Linked DNA regions of Homo sapiens: region 2 is linked to region 1. Evidence: chromatin contacts called from ENCODE POLR2A ChIA-PET data. All regions are on one chromosome and are shown on one strand. Each heading gives the region's core, a stretch centred on a gene start or an enhancer-like site at or near the end of the contact. The rest is flanking DNA. Distances are from core to core; before and after follow the strand shown.

Evidence for each region. ChIA-PET counts read pairs that join two places held with the same protein, here RNA polymerase II (POLR2A).
Region 2: POLR2A ChIA-PET joins it to region 1 with 10 read pairs in A673. The contact joins two enhancer-like sites. POLR2A ChIA-PET finds 5 or more read pairs at or near these places in 4 of 52 experiments (A673, H1 and activated T-cell).

Annotation. Positions count from the first base shown.
Region 1 is chr11:46,998,883-47,006,367 of GRCh38, forward strand. The region is part of intron 2 of CSTPP1 (centriolar satellite-associated tubulin polyglutamylase complex regulator 1); the gene reads left to right. LOC124902670 (a long non-coding RNA gene) reads left to right here and starts at 94. Exons shown (of 2, transcript XR_007062665.1): 1 at 94-7,485. RefSeq lists a silencer at 5,918-5,997. Within about 2 kb of position 4,434, at least 14 of the 41 ENCODE cell types and tissues checked have a DNase peak (open chromatin) inside an H3K27ac peak, as active enhancers do.
Region 2 is chr11:46,691,175-46,698,659 of GRCh38, forward strand. ARHGAP1 (Rho GTPase activating protein 1) reads right to left here. Exons shown (of 13, transcript NM_004308.5): 2 at 4,801-4,982; 3 at 4,486-4,581. The coding sequence starts at 4,933. Among named protein-coding and RNA genes, the nearest start is that of ARHGAP1, 5.7 kb to the right of the region's middle. RefSeq lists an enhancer at 3,233-3,732. Within about 2 kb of position 5,182, at least 8 of the 41 ENCODE cell types and tissues checked have a DNase peak (open chromatin) inside an H3K27ac peak, as active enhancers do.

The DNA of each region.
Region 1 (7,485 bases), core at 3,184-5,683:
CCGCCACATGCCCGGCTAATTTTTGTTTTTTGTATTTTTAGTAGAGAGGGGGCTTCACCGTGTTAGCCAGGATGGTCTCGATTTCCTGACCTTGTGATCCGCCTGCCTCGGCCTTCCAAAGTGCTGGGATTACAGGTGTGAGCCACCGCGCCTGGCCTCAGGCTTCAGTTTTGTATTGATTAATAAGAGAAACATAGTGAAGTGGAAAGAGCACTACCCTAGAAGGAAAAAGAGCTGCTTATTCTTCTAAGTCCTCACTCTATAACCCTGGGCAAATTTCTGAAATATGGGCTTCAGTTGCCTCATCTATGAAGTGGGTTTAATAAAGCCTTACATGATAATAATAATAATATAATAATTATATATTATAATATGCAGTTTTTACTAAACTAATACCATGTCTCAGCTACTACAATTCTTTGAGATGGGTACTATTATTATTGTTATCTCTGTTTTATAGAGGAGGAAGTGGATGCTCAGAAAGATTAAAATAGCTTCTTCAAGTTCACAAGCTGTTAAGTGACAGACTCAGGAATCAAGCCTCATCTGCAGTATTATAGAGTCCACTGTTCTCTACTGCCTCCAAGCCACTTTACTGCTTAATGTTGCTAGAGGGCTAACCAGATCATATTTGGAGGTTTCTTCTAGCTATAATTTCTACTATTTTTGAATTCTCCCTTATGAACTATACTTTGCAAGCTTATCACACAGCCTTAGCTGGTGACCTCAGTTTACTGCCATTTAAATGTTTAATATGGCCTTTTGGGGGATGCAACTAGAGCTGACTATAAAGAGCAGGAAGCATGATTTTCAAAAATATGTTAACGGTATCCTTCCATCTTACAGTTTCGAGTTCACATCTTGAGACTTTCATATATTTAGCCGTGGGTGATTTACCTTTAAACAGTGATAAAAGTACTCCTTGAAATTGTATTTGGAAGGCTTCTCTTCTGATTTTCTTCTCTGGGTCTGCTTGCCCTCTCACCTATGCTGTCTGTCACTCCTTGGTTGTTGGTGTTTTCAAACAAGTCCATGACTGTTCCAGCAAATCTGGATAAACTGTAAAACACAAGTGGCTGAACAGTACTTTGTGTATGTCTGCAAGACCATGAGCTCTGTAGATCATATTCCTCTGGACACTCTTGAAAGACGGATACTAAATCCCAGAGGATTTTCTTTTATGTTGTATGTAACCTCTACCTCTGAATGTTGTCCTTCAACCAGTGGAAGGTAAAAGAAATTAATATTTAGAGGTGCTACTCTAAGAATAGGCCAAATGTCAGCACTGGGTCAGGACCTCTGAAGAAATACATCCAAGAAAATGGGCGAGAGTAGCTCTAACTTAGAAACCACAGCAGAGTGTGACCAGATTCTTGTGGTAAAGATAAAATGAGAAATGTGGCTTTTTGAGACATTGGAAAATAATGATGAGAGAAAAACAGGATGAAATCTGAGAATTTGTATCAGAATTGGGAACCATTCTTCACAGGCTAAATTGATAGTTCCAACACTATGGCATCAGGGAGCTTGACTTCCACATACTAATATAGAAAAGAATAATATTCTGTGGTCTTGGTTGGTGGGCCCAGGAGAGCTCGCTTTTATGATCAAGTGTCTTGTTTTCGTTTTTTAAAGGATGATTTTAGTTTTTTGGTGAAGTTTTTATGATGACTGTTTTGGTTGCAAGGGAAAGAAGTACACAGACTACCTTTGGTTTATTTTAAGGATACGTGAGAATATGCAGCATTCATTTGTGAATTATTCATTCACAAATTACTTTTGGGCACCTACTCTGTGCCTGTGTGTACTATGCAATGGGAATAGAGCAGTGAGCAAGACAAATAAGGTACCTATCTTTATGAACCTAGTGTTTTAATGAGGGTAATAATCAATAAACAAGCAAACTGATGGGGATGAGAATAGCTAATAGTTAATAAGCACTGTGTGCTAGGCACTGTTCTAAGCATATAATATCCATTATTTTATTTAATCTTCACAGTTCTATATAAACAGGGTATTAGTATTATCCTCATTTTACTCATAAGGAAATTCAGGCTATAAAAGTAACATTCTCATGGTTACATAGCTGGTAACTGTAACAAGACAAATAACAAGAAAACAGCCAGAGTAAGGTAATATATAGTATGGACAGGGAAGTCCTCTTGGAAGAGATGACGATTGAGAGCTCATCCCATCAGAGAGCCAATAACTTAGCTCAGAGGGTGATGCACCTTTTCTTTGTCCACCTTGATTATCTAAGTAAGCTTCCTGTGTCCAAAAATGATCATTTGATTGATTTTATTTGTTGCTACTGAGAATGGAGTACCCTTACTAGGCAGTGTTCTTAGGACCCCCTCATGGGTAACTGGCCTCCCTCATGCTCTGCTCCTATTTAACCAGTGAAAGTAAATAAAATAATTCATCATCAAAAGTATTTGTGTTCTACACTACATAGTATAAATATGGAGATGGAAATCTTTGTCAGTTTTTAGAAAAGGAGCATTAATAATTTCATTTTGATACATGTTAATCATCAGAATTAATTTTGATTCAAATAAATCCATAAAATATGAACTTCATTAATTCATCCTTGGAGAAAAAAAGAGATTCCAATAGTGCATACCCGTTTTTTTTTTCTTTTTTCTTTTCTTTTACTTTAAGTTCTGGGATACATGTGTAGAACGTGCAGGTTTGTTACATAGGTAATAGTGCATATTCCTAAATAACTTAAAACGTAACTCTAATGAAAACAATCCATGATTATAAAATATGTATCATTTCTTGTTATTTTTTTTTTCAGACAGGTGCTTTAAGCCCTATGAAAAGATGACCCACTTCTTTCCTACATAATCTATAACAATCAGGGCATAAACATTCATTCTAAAGGTGACAGATTTTTTAAGGATCATTCACCATCTAGAGTTTAAATAATGTTGTTTGGGGTTCTTCTTGTGTCCATGGTAACAGAGGAGCAGGTGTGAGGCAACAAGAAGCACATCAGAACAAACCAAGACTTCGCTGATTTCCAGCTTGTAGCTCTGAATGAGAGATGGACTTGAGACTTCTTTGGGCCATTTCTGCTCATGTTTTCTCTACTTATTTACGTTAAATTGAGCCAAAATGTGGTGTGGTAAAGTAATGGTGACTAATCCTATTATAGACTTCTTCAAAAGGGGTAATGCTTCCCCCTTTACCCACCCCCTCCCCTGACTTTTTTCCATAGTTCAGTTCTTAGCTGTTAAACATTGTAACAGAAAATTACCCGTTTCTCATTGTCAGCATCTGGTTTCCCACAGACTCAGATAATTGTCAGGAAGAGATTTGCCTTCAGTTAAAGCAACCCTATCCCCACTGTTACTAGGCCAGGCACCTCTGTTAGACCATCATAGAACCAAATCTATAGAGGATTCTTTCTGGCTCTTTTCTGTATTACTAGAGGTATGCTATAGCAAAAAGACTACAGGGAGCCATGGTGGTGAGTTAAGAGTCAAAATCTGTTTTGAAACTTAAAAATCCAGGGTCATTGAGGATGCAAGAAGTTGCCTGTTTTTGTAGAATCCATCTCACTTCTTCAGTCCCTTTGTATTATGGTTACAGGAAACTATCCAGCAGCACTTGACCTGGTAATGGAGGAAGCTATTTCACAGCCCACTGGTCCCTTGACTCGTTTAGAAGTCAGAGTCAAAGGTTACAGAAGTAATAATTGGGCCCAGATTCTCCCTGTCAGGAAAGACCTTGTTCCCCCCACCCCACCCCCTGCCTTCTACAAGTTAAGAGAAACTTATCTGTTATAAAACCATTCAATAAGAGGAAATGAAGAAACACCATCCTTGGCTGAAGTGTTCTCAAGCCCCAATGATACTATTTCTGTTTTCATGGGAGCTGCTTTTGCAGCTAGCTAGTATAAAATTTAGGTCTGATTTTTTACATTAAAATATCTCCCCTTAGATAAATAACTTGATTTATTTCAATCTATAAATAATATGAAGGATCTTTATTTGGTCCAAGCCCTGATATTCCTTCACACCACCACTCTGATAATTCCCTGAATACTTGTCTGGCAATCAAGTACACTCACACGAGTCTTAATTAACAAGTGTTATGCCATTAGCAATGTAAAGTCAGTCATCAAAAGTTAAGAAACTAGGCCAGATTATAGGCTCACACCTATAATCCCAGCACTTTGGGAAGCCAAGGTGGGAAAATCACTTGAGGCCAGGAGTTTGAGGCCATCCTGGGCAACACAATGAGACCCCTGTCTCTACAAGAAGAATAAGAAGTTTAAAAAGCTTTACTTCACCAGCAACAGAACAATTTAAAATTTTCAGTGCTTTTAATTTCTTCCATAATTTGCTCAGAACTCTAGCAGATCAATCTGTGGTGCCATTGGCACAGGCTTGGCACTGGAGTAGGAAAGAATGACACAATTTGGCACCTTTAACCAGAAGATCTTTAATGAGCTGGCGTGGGGGTGGAGGGGACAGAGAGGAAGGAAGGACAGTTAGGATTTTGGCAGTAACACAAAGGTTCTTCTTCCCTGAGAAAAGTGAAATGAAAGTCAAATGAAGCTTCACTCTGCTTTTAGAATTTGCTAAGATGTTTGTCTGTCTCTCAGCTCCCGGCCCCCTTGCAGGTGCATCATTATAGTCAGTGACTTCTCCAAAAAACAAATTGTCTCTCAGGATCCTTCAGGAGGGGTCATATCTAACCAATTTCTTGTCTGAGGACATAATTGTGATTCCCTTCTTCAACTATCAGATGCAATGCTACCAGCACTGCAGAAACTGTCTTATCAGAAAGTGGCACAAATGTGTACATTTCTTCTAGGTCACAGTTCTAGTATTGCTGAGTTCTGGGGCTGCAACAATAGATAATACTACAATGAGAGATGTTTGGGAAAAGCATTGTTTCCTGGGTGGCCGTAGAAGCAGACTTGAAATCATCCCTTTGTCATTAAATAATATCAACAACAAATGTCTTTGTTGATGTCATTGTATTGTAATTTTCTAGGTCTAGATTATTGCTAGGGATGATAATACCTATCTTCTAGGGTTGTTATGCAAATCACATGAAATTACACATGCAAGATGTCTGGCTATATATAATTCATCTTCATTGTGTGTTGTTCTCCTTAAGCTCCACTTTTCTGGGATTTTTGTATCTCTGTGGATCTGGATAGTCTTCCTTTTCTCTCTCTTTAAATGGCATCAGAGTTGAAGATCTTGAGGACTTTTTAGTCTCTCTTTTGTTTTTTGTTGTTGTTGTTGTTACTGGTTTGTTTTTGTTTTTGTTTTTTTGTTTTTGTTTTTTTTTTTTGAGATAGTGTCTCACTCTGTCACCCAGGCTGGAGTTGTAGCACAAACATGGCTCATTGCAGCCTTAACCTGGGCTCAAGCAATCCTCCTGCCTCAGCTTCCCATGTAGCCATGACCACAGGTGCGTGCCACCATACCCAGCTAACTTTTTTTTTTCTTTTTTATAGAGACGGGTCTCATTTTATTGCTCAAACTGGTCTTGAACTCCTGGGCTCATGTTATGCTCCTGCCTCAGCCTCCCAAAATGCTAGAATTACAGGTGTGCGCCACTGTACCTGGCCTCTCTTACTTTCTATAACACTTCTTTCTTGCCCTGTATTTTGTGTACGTTTTTGGAGACTAAAACATTCAATGATTGCCTGCATGACTCTTAACCACTTCACTCATCATTTAGTTCATTCACAGAATAGCCTAAGAAAGCTTTTCTATCTTTGTTTTCTTTGCATATGCCATTTTCTCACTTCCTGTCTTTACCCCCTTTCCTCTAGATACAGAATTTTAAAACTCAAGGTGTAGTGGGAGACTTGAGTCAGTCAACTCTATCCAACTTGTGTTGTTCCCACTCTTAGCTCTAGCAGTACAGTGATGGGCTCAGGGTAATGAAAAGCAGACTTTCTCTGCTGAGGTCATTGCTCCTCATGCTGGCAGCCTGCTCCAGGAAGCTGTTTATCTATGCTTGCAGAGCCAAGCTCCAGCCTCTGAACAGTTGGAATGTATTGAGAAACCACAGAGCCCAAAGAGAGAACATTACACAGGCAGTTCCAGGCAGGGAGAGTATATTTACACCAGACAAACTGCAGCTTACATGTGTGGGGATAATTGTTCATCTGCACACTCTCATACTTTACCTTCTATGCAATCTATATACCCTCTCAAGAAGGTTTAACCAGGAGAACTTGTACTGCTATGTCCAAATTACCCTGAACATCCCCTAAAATGTCATAAGGAAAAAGAGATACTACAGAAAATTGATGTAAAAACTTTTTAAGATAGTGGTTTTTTTGTTTTTCTGAGTCAAATTTTATGTTTAGAATCTTAGACCATGTAAGCCTGATCACTAAAGCATTCAAAAACACTGTTTCTTGCATGGAAATGTTTTTCTTCATCCCTTTACAAAAATATTAAGTATTGTTATAGAGCTTCAAATGTGCTCTATATTAATAGGAATATAAGATATGGTCACTTCCCTGTAAGATGTAATCTGGTTAAAGAGGTAAAACTCATTGAATAACGAACAATTACAGAGCAATACAAGACCTTATATAATGGCATTAAGTTATATGGCCCAGTACACTGAGAATTGAGAGTAAGGAAAAATAATGGCTATTAGTTAAGTAAAATTAGTTGAGTCTTATAGAGGAGTTTGTCTTAATTTTGGAAAGGAAGGTAGAGTTTGGATAAACAAAACAGAAAGGAGACATATTTTGCAACATGAAAGCACCATAACATAGTGGTTAAGAACATGGACTTTGGAATCAGATAGGTCTATGTTAGAGGGCCTGCCACTTTCTGGTATGAGATCTTGGGCAGATTGCTTACCTCATCTATAAAATAGGGAGACTCATATATAAAATATAAAATTCCATGTTACATAATTGTTGGAATGATTAAATGAGTTAATGAAAGTAAAGTGCTTGGCATTTCACTTAAGATACAATAAGTGTTGAATTAATTAGTAGCTACTGCTACTACTGTTGTTCACTCATTCATTCAATATATATTTATTGAGTGCCTACGTCTTAGCGTTCTAGATACTAGGGATATAGCAGTGAAAAAAACAGACCAGAAATTTCAACTCTTATGGAGCTTCCATTCTGAAATTGTTTTCATTTTACCTTTTTAGAATGTGTGTGAATAATTTTGGACTTACATAAAGTTTAAAAAAATCTATATATGGAGTTCCCACATCCATTTCATACAGCTTCTACTAATGTTAACATTTCCTGTATCCATAATATAACTGCCAAAATCAAGAACTTAACATTAATTCAAAACTATTAACTAATCTATACGTCTTATTTACATTTTCACCTCATTTTTGAAGGGCAGTTTTTTTCCTGAGATAAATTCTAGGTTGGCAGCTGTTTTACCATTCCATTATCTTTTGGTTTCTACTGACTTTGTTGAGAAGTTGCTCTCAGTTTTATTCTTGCTTCTTTGAAAATAATCT
Region 2 (7,485 bases), core at 3,932-6,431, 310 kb before region 1:
TACTGGTCCAGTGTCTGGCATGTGGCAGGTATTCAATACGTTTTGGTAGCCTGCACAAAATCGCAGGTCACCATTAAACTATGGGATGCCTGGTTCTAGTTATATTTCTGTGTTTGTTCTTCTTTTTTTTCTGAGATGGAGTCTCTATCATCCAGGCTGGAGTGCTGTGGAGTGATCTGGGCTCACTGCAACCACCACCTCCTAAGTTCAAGAGATTCTCCTGCCTCAGCCTCCCAAGTAGCAGGGACTACAGGCAGGTGCCAGCACACCAGGCTAATTTTTTTTTTTTTTTTTTTGAGATGGAGTTTTGCTCGTTACCCAGGCTGGAGTGCAATGGCGCGATCTCGGCTCACTGCAACCTTTGCGTCCCGGGTTCAAGTGATTCTCCTGCCCCAGCATCCTGAGTAGCTAGGACTACAGGCATGTCCCACCACACCCAGCTAATTTTTGTATTTTTAGTAGAGACGGGGTTTCACCATGTTTGTCAGGCTGGTCTCAAACTCCCGACCTCAGGTGATCTGCTCGCCTCAGCCTCCCAAAATGCTATGATTACAGGTGTGAGCCACCATGCCCAGCCTTAATTTTTGTATTTTAGTAGAGACAGGGTTTCACCATGTTAGCCAGGCTGGTCTCCAACTCCTGACCTCAGATGATCTGCACGCCTCAGCCTCCCAAAGTATTGGGATTATAGGCATGAGCCACAGCACCTGGCCTCTGTGTTTGTTCTTGATTATGCTTTGGTTATGGGTCAGACTGCTTCAGATAGTGAGTTTCCCAAAGCTCAGGACAGAACGTCTCCAGATTTGCAAGTAGAGAATCCTCTACCAGCTTGTCTGCAGAGGAGGTGCAGCTCCATCCCGGCAGGTCTGTTTTGAAGGACCAGGTGGTACCTGCTCTCTTTCGTACCCTAGCCTAGATCCTGAGGTGCTGAGATCCCGGAGGCCAGCTGGGGGTGGCTCTGGGGCTATGTGCCTGCTCTGATTCACTTCCCACTGGCTCTGACAGTGGAAGGAAAAGCAGACTGGCAGGGGCCAGGGACAAAGGGTTAGACTGGCAAGCCCAGTCTCACTAGTCTGGAGCTTCAGAAACCCCAGAGATGCCTACCACCAGCCTGGGAAGAGGGGGCCTCATCTGCCTACCTCCTTCTAAGCGAGGAAATAACCAGGATTTGGGGGAAATGCTCGAGGACAATGGGGGCTACCAAAAGGATCTTTCCTTCCAGCCCATGAGTCCCCGCACCTCACATCTGCACCAGCAGCAAGGCAGGCCTCATTGGCTGGCAGATTTGAGGATTCAGCCAGGGCAGAAAGTCTGTGAGGCCCCTGGGTCTAAAATATAAGAGGTAGCAACTGGTTAGGGAAGCTGTTGGGGGGAGGGCTGGAGGCCTGTGGTGTCTCCTCTCAGCTGGCCACAGCACTTTGTAAGTGGGAAGCTTTGGGTTCTGAACCAGGGCTCCACCAATGTGCTCAGCAGACACAGCACCTCCATGATGTTATATGACAAATATTACAAGCATGTGCACTTTTTTTTTTTGAGACAGTCTCGCTCTGTCGCTCAGGCTGAAGTGAAGTGGCGTGATCTCAGCTCACTGCAACCTCTACCTCCTGGGTTCAAACGATTCTCCTGCCTCAGCCTCCTGAGTAGCTGGGATTACAGGCATGCACCACCACACCCAGCTAATTTTTTTTTTTTTTTTGAGACGGCGTCTCGCTCTGTTGCCCAGGCTGGAGTGCAGTGGCACGATCTCCGCTCACTGCAAGCTCCGCCTCCCGGGTTCACGCTATTCTCCTGCCTCAGGCTCCTGAGTAGCTGGGACTACAGGCGCCCGCCACCACGCCCAGAAAATTTTTTGTATTTTTAGTAGAGACGGGGTTTCACTGTGTTAGCCAGGATGGTCTCGATCTCCTGACCTCATGATCCGCCCGCCTCGGCCTCCCAAAATGCTGGGATTATAGGGATGAGCCACCGCGCCTGGCCTTAACCCCAGCTAATTTTGTATTTTTAGTAGAGACGGGGTTTCTCCGTGTTCATCAGGCTGGTCTCGAACTCCTGACCTCGTGATCCACCAGCCTTGGCTTCCCAAAGTGCTGGGATTACTAGGTGTGAGCCACCGCACCTGGCTGCACTTTTTTTTTTTTTCAGTCAAAGAGATCCCCCCTATCCTGGGGATACCTTTCATAGTTGCAAAGTGGACTGTGACCAGTTTTAAGAACCACTTCACTAGACTGTAATCTTTTTTTTTTTTCTTTGAGCCAGGATCTTGCTCTATCACCCAGGCTGGAGTGCAGTGGTTCAATCATAGCTCACTGCAGCCTCCAACTCCTGGACTGAAAGGATCCTCCCACCTCAGCCTCCCAAGTAGCTAGGACTACAGGCACAGGCTACCACACCTGGCTAATTTATTGTTATTATTTTTGTAGAGACAGGGTTTCACTATGTTGCCCAGGCTGGTCCTAACTCCAGGGTGGCCCTGGAGTTAATCACCAACAGGTCTCCCCAGGCATTCTGGGCCCCCTCAAACCAGCCCCACCCACAACCGGACCAGCAGGCCTGGGACCTGGGAGGTAGGGCTGGGCTGATGGAGCCAGTCATGTGCTACAGCCAGCTCACACATTTGTTAAGCTGTTCAACTGTCAGGAATTTTGCAAGCCAGTTGACATCATGTTGGTAGCTAGAGAGCTGGGAGGCAGAAACTGCAAATGCTACAAATCATGGCCTTTTTCCCCCTCTCCAGAGAGCCATTTACCAGCACACCACTGGAAAGAACCCACTGGGACTGAGCCAAATCTGACCCTGGGGCATGACAACTATTCCCGGCAGGGAGAGCTGAGGCTATAACCCACCCTCCCTTCCTACAAGGGCTTCTCCCGGACATCTCCACGGTCTCACCAAATGAGTGCCTGGTGATGCCAATCCAGCCTCCTCTCAGCAATCAGGGAGGCACATCCATGGGGACACCATCACCCAGAAGGTCCCTGAGCCACCACTCAGAGGCCATTGCCCAAGGCCAGACCCTCCCGCAAGCTCCTTTCCCTTTGGGGCCTGGGTGTGTCCCCACACAGCCTCCCCCACCCCCATCCTACCTCCCATAAATCTTCTGCTATTTCCGACTCCCAGGCACCACCAACTCCCAGCTCCCCAGGGTGAGACTGCAATTAAGCTAGCCCCATCTGGCCTCCACCGAGAGCCCTTCCTGATCCACAGCCCCAGAGGTTGCAGTCCAAAGAGGACAAGCACAGCGAGCCAGGACGGACACCTACCTGGCTGGGCCCCCTCAGGCTCATCGTAGTCTAGGGAAATAGAAACAAATTGCAGCTCTGTGCGGGGGTTGTGGGGAAGGAGGTGTCACCCACGGAGGTGGGGAGGGGCAGGCTCCCCCAGCTCTGCCTTGACCAAACAGGCCAGGATGATGTCAGGACAGAGACTCCTTCACATCAGGTACCCCCCAGACTCCAGTCAAGTTCAGAACCTTCAAGGTGACTTTCCCGTGCCCAATTCAGGACCAGACTGGGGAAAAAACTCTCAGCTTTGCTTCTGCAGGGGGTGAATGAGGCCAGAGCCAAGGCCCTCAACCCAGATCAGGGCAGGCGCCAAGAATACAAACGCCATGGAAACACCTTTGACGTTCGGGGCAATCCTCTCAACTGCCCCCTCCCTTTCCAAGCCCAGCACCCCCATAGCCAGACAGGCTTCTTCCAGGGCCGGTGTCTGCCAGGTTCTCCTTGCCCACGCCAATGCCTCAGAGCAGGGCCATGCTGCCACCCTGCTTATGAATGCCTGGCCTCACCAGCAAGGATGGACAAATGTTAGGGAAAAGATAAAGGATCCTAGATTCCAGCTGCTCCTTCTAAAGTGGGGCCCTAAGGGCAGCAACCACCTCATCAGCCTGACTCCCTGGCTCCTGGTTTCTTCTGGGTCCCCCCTTATGAACAGGAGGGAGGGAGCTCCCTGAGACAGAGACCTAAGCGGGGCTCTGTACCCACTCTCAGCAGGGCAGCATATCTGCCAGGAATCTGGTGCTCCAGGGAGCCATGTGCCCCCTCCCCATTTTTGGAAAGAGGCTCTGCCCATTCCAGACTTCCCTAGGGCTACAATTTCCCAGGAAGGACTGGCACTCCTCATCCTCCCCAGTAACTGATAGGGTGGAAAAGCCAACATTAGGGTGGAGGGGTAGGAGGGCAATAGAACGAGGGGAAGGGAAGGCTACTTATTCAAGGCCAACTGTGTTCTGGCTCTGGGCTAGGCCCTGACATGCATTCATTATTGTAACCCACAAGGAAGAAATTAGAGTTCAAAGAGCAGAGCTGGAGATCAAACCCAGGGCTTTCTGACTTCAAAGCCACTAGGCCACATGGCTCCCCACATGCCAGGAGCACCAGGGCCAGCGGTCAGACTGCAGAGAGGCCCTTCCCCTGTGGTGTGAAGGGCTGACTTCCTGAGGCCAGGAGCTCTGAGGGTTAGGAAAATAGTGTTGGGTGTGCTTACCTGCCACCTCCACGATCTGGTGCCGGGCGATGTCATAGTATGGGTCATCCCACTTCAGGTGTGTGACAAGTTCCGGGGAGCTGCTTTTGGAGTCATCTGAGGAACACAGCAGGGTCAGGGGACAAGCCAGGGGGCTGGCACCATGCTCTGCCCCACAGGCATGCTGTCTGGCCCTTCCCCCAGTAAGGCCCATGCTCCCAGCCCAAACCTGGGACTGGTCTGCCCCATCCTGCCCTCCTGGCGTCTCCCTTCAGCAGAAGGAGTGCTTCCCCCTCTAAAGCGCCTGTAGCTGCCTGAGACCAGACACAAGCCCACCTGACTTGGGGAAGTCAGGCATTTCATCCGAGGGCCAGTTCTTCTCATCGATGGAGGCCAGCTTCAGCTGGTTCAGAGCCTCGCTGGTGTCATCCAAGGTCAGATCATCCTGCAGCTCTGAGAGCGGATCCATGGCCAAGCCTGTCCCAGACAGCCTTGCCCTGCAGAACCTTAAGAGAAACCTGGGAGAGAGGAAGACAGGTGGCAGGTCAGTGACCTGCTCTTTTCACCTTCTGCGACCTCCACCGCGTGCCCTCCTGCCCCCACCATTCCCTCTCCCAGGCTCCCTGTCCCTATTCCTCAACACTCCTCATCCCCGCCAAGAGCTCCACGTAGCTCTGGGTTCTCCTGGCTCCGTGGCTCAGGCGTGTTGCCAGAAAAGGCAGCTGGGGCAGAGGATGGCACAGCTCAGCGCCTCCCTCCAGGCCCTGCAGCTGGGGAGGGAAGAGCTGTGCCAGGTCCTGTGCCGCCCGCCACCCAGCTGGCTCAGTGATGCAGTCCCAGCTGTAGAGGGCAGAGGTCCACGCCCCTCGCCTCAGGAGACCTGGACACAGAAGCCTCCCAGGCTCTAGCAGTTACAGGGGTAGAAATGTTGTAAGAATCTAAGGAACATGCTGGGCACCGTGGCTCACGCCTGTAATCCCAGCACTTTGGGAGGCCGAGGCAGGCGGATCACCTGAGGTCAGGAGTTCAAGACTAGCCTGGCCAGCATGGTGAAACCCCATCTCTACTAAAAATACAAAAACTAGCTGGGCGTGGTGGCAGGCATCTGTAATCCCAGCTACTCAGGAAGCTGAGGCAGGAGAATCACTTGAACCCAGGAGGCGGAGGTTGCAGTGAGCCGAGATTGTGCCATTGCACTTCCAGCCTAGGCGACAGGGCAAGACTCCATCCCAAAAAAATAAAAATAAAAAAATAAAAGCTATGGCTGAGGGGCCCAGCTGGGCTTGCTCCAGGACAGGAACTAGCAGCAGGGGATGTGGAATCGCCTGCCAGTCATTGCAGACAGTCTGCAGGCTCCTAGGGGCGTCCAAGCCCACTCTTACTCTGCAGGGTGCTCCTGACACCAGTTTCAAGGTGGAAAGGTTGACGGCCCTAAGGATTGGAGGGCGCAGATGGGAAAGGGGGATGCTCGTGATGTCTGGGGTGCTGAGATGAGGAGGTCACCAGCAGAACAGCAGCTCCGGCAGGCACAAGGCAGACTCGACCACCAAGCTGGGTTTCTGTAGGTCTGGAATCTGGCCAGAAGGCTGCAGCCGCATGCAGCCTGGGGGTAGGCACCTCTGCCCTCAGCCCTAATGGGCAGCAACTCCCCCTCCTGCCACAAGCTCCCCACATGAGGGAGGGCAGTTTTTAGTTCAACCTATTCAGTCTAACCCCAGGGAAGAGGCTGCTCCATGTCCAGCTGCATTCCTGGAGCCCCAAAACTGACATATATGGTCAGAGAATCAGCAGGGCAGATAAGGAGAGCAGACAAGCCCTGGGGGTGGGCAGGAAGAAGAGGGGGAGAGCTGCCATCCCAGAGCCACAGACTCTGGGCTCTGAGGCCACTTGACAACCTCCTGCACACATCACATCACAGCCAAGGGCCCTGGATGGTGAGCCCTCTCCCTGTGCCTAGCAACAGCCACCCTATCACCAGGGCAACCACACGGATTGAGTGGTAACGCTGTTTCATGCTCCCAAGCCAAAGCCAACCAGCGAAAACAGCCCAAAAAAACCCTCTTCTTCCTCTCCCTGTCCCCTGTCCTCATCCACTACCCCTGGTTACCACCAAAATATAATCCCTTCCCAAGAACACAGAGAAGAATGATCCCTCACGGTCAGGAATGCATTTCTCTGAGTGATGCCAAAGCCCAGCTCCCTCACTCCCCTTCAGCCTTCAACCCTTCAACCCTTCAACCCTTCAATATCTACATGTGCTTCCTGCCATCCAGCCAGGAGGCTGTGGGAGCTGCTCCCCATAGCGACCTCCAGCTGGGTAATAAAGACAGAATCCAGCTCAAAGCAACCCCCTCCAGGCCAGAGCCTTCTCTCTACCCTTTCTATTCAGCCTGTCACTGCCCAGGGACCAGGGGCTCCTTCAGCCCCACCTACAGCTATCCCAGAGACATCTTTCTGCACAAAGTAGGTGCTGATGCCATGAAATGATGAGGTAGTATGGAGAGCTGGATTATCATCCTGCCTAAGCCAGTGAGCTGCAAAGATGCTGAGCAAGTCCTTTTCCTACTTGGGCCTAAATTTCCTCCTCTGTAGAGGCAATGGCGCCTCCCAGAAATATAATTCTCCAGTGTTCAGAAATACTTTGTGCTGCAGTGAACAACAGGATTAGAAGGAGCAGCCGGGGCCGGGCACGGTGGCTCATGCCTGTAATCCTAGCACTTTGGGAGCCCAAGGTGGGTGGGTCACCAGAGGTCAGGAGTTCAAGACCAGCCTTGCCAACATGGTGAAACCCCATCTCTACTAAAAGTACAAAAAAAAAAAATAGCCAGGCATGGTGGTGGGTGCCTGTAATCCCAGCTACTCAGGTGGCTGAGGCAGGAGAATCACTTGAACCCAGGGGGTGGAGGTTGCAGTGAGCTGAGATCAAGCTACTTCACTCCAGCCTGGGCAAAAGAGCAAAACTCTGTTTCAAAAAAAAAAAAAAAAGGAGCAGCTGGGAGCTGGGGTGGATGTGAAGGAGGG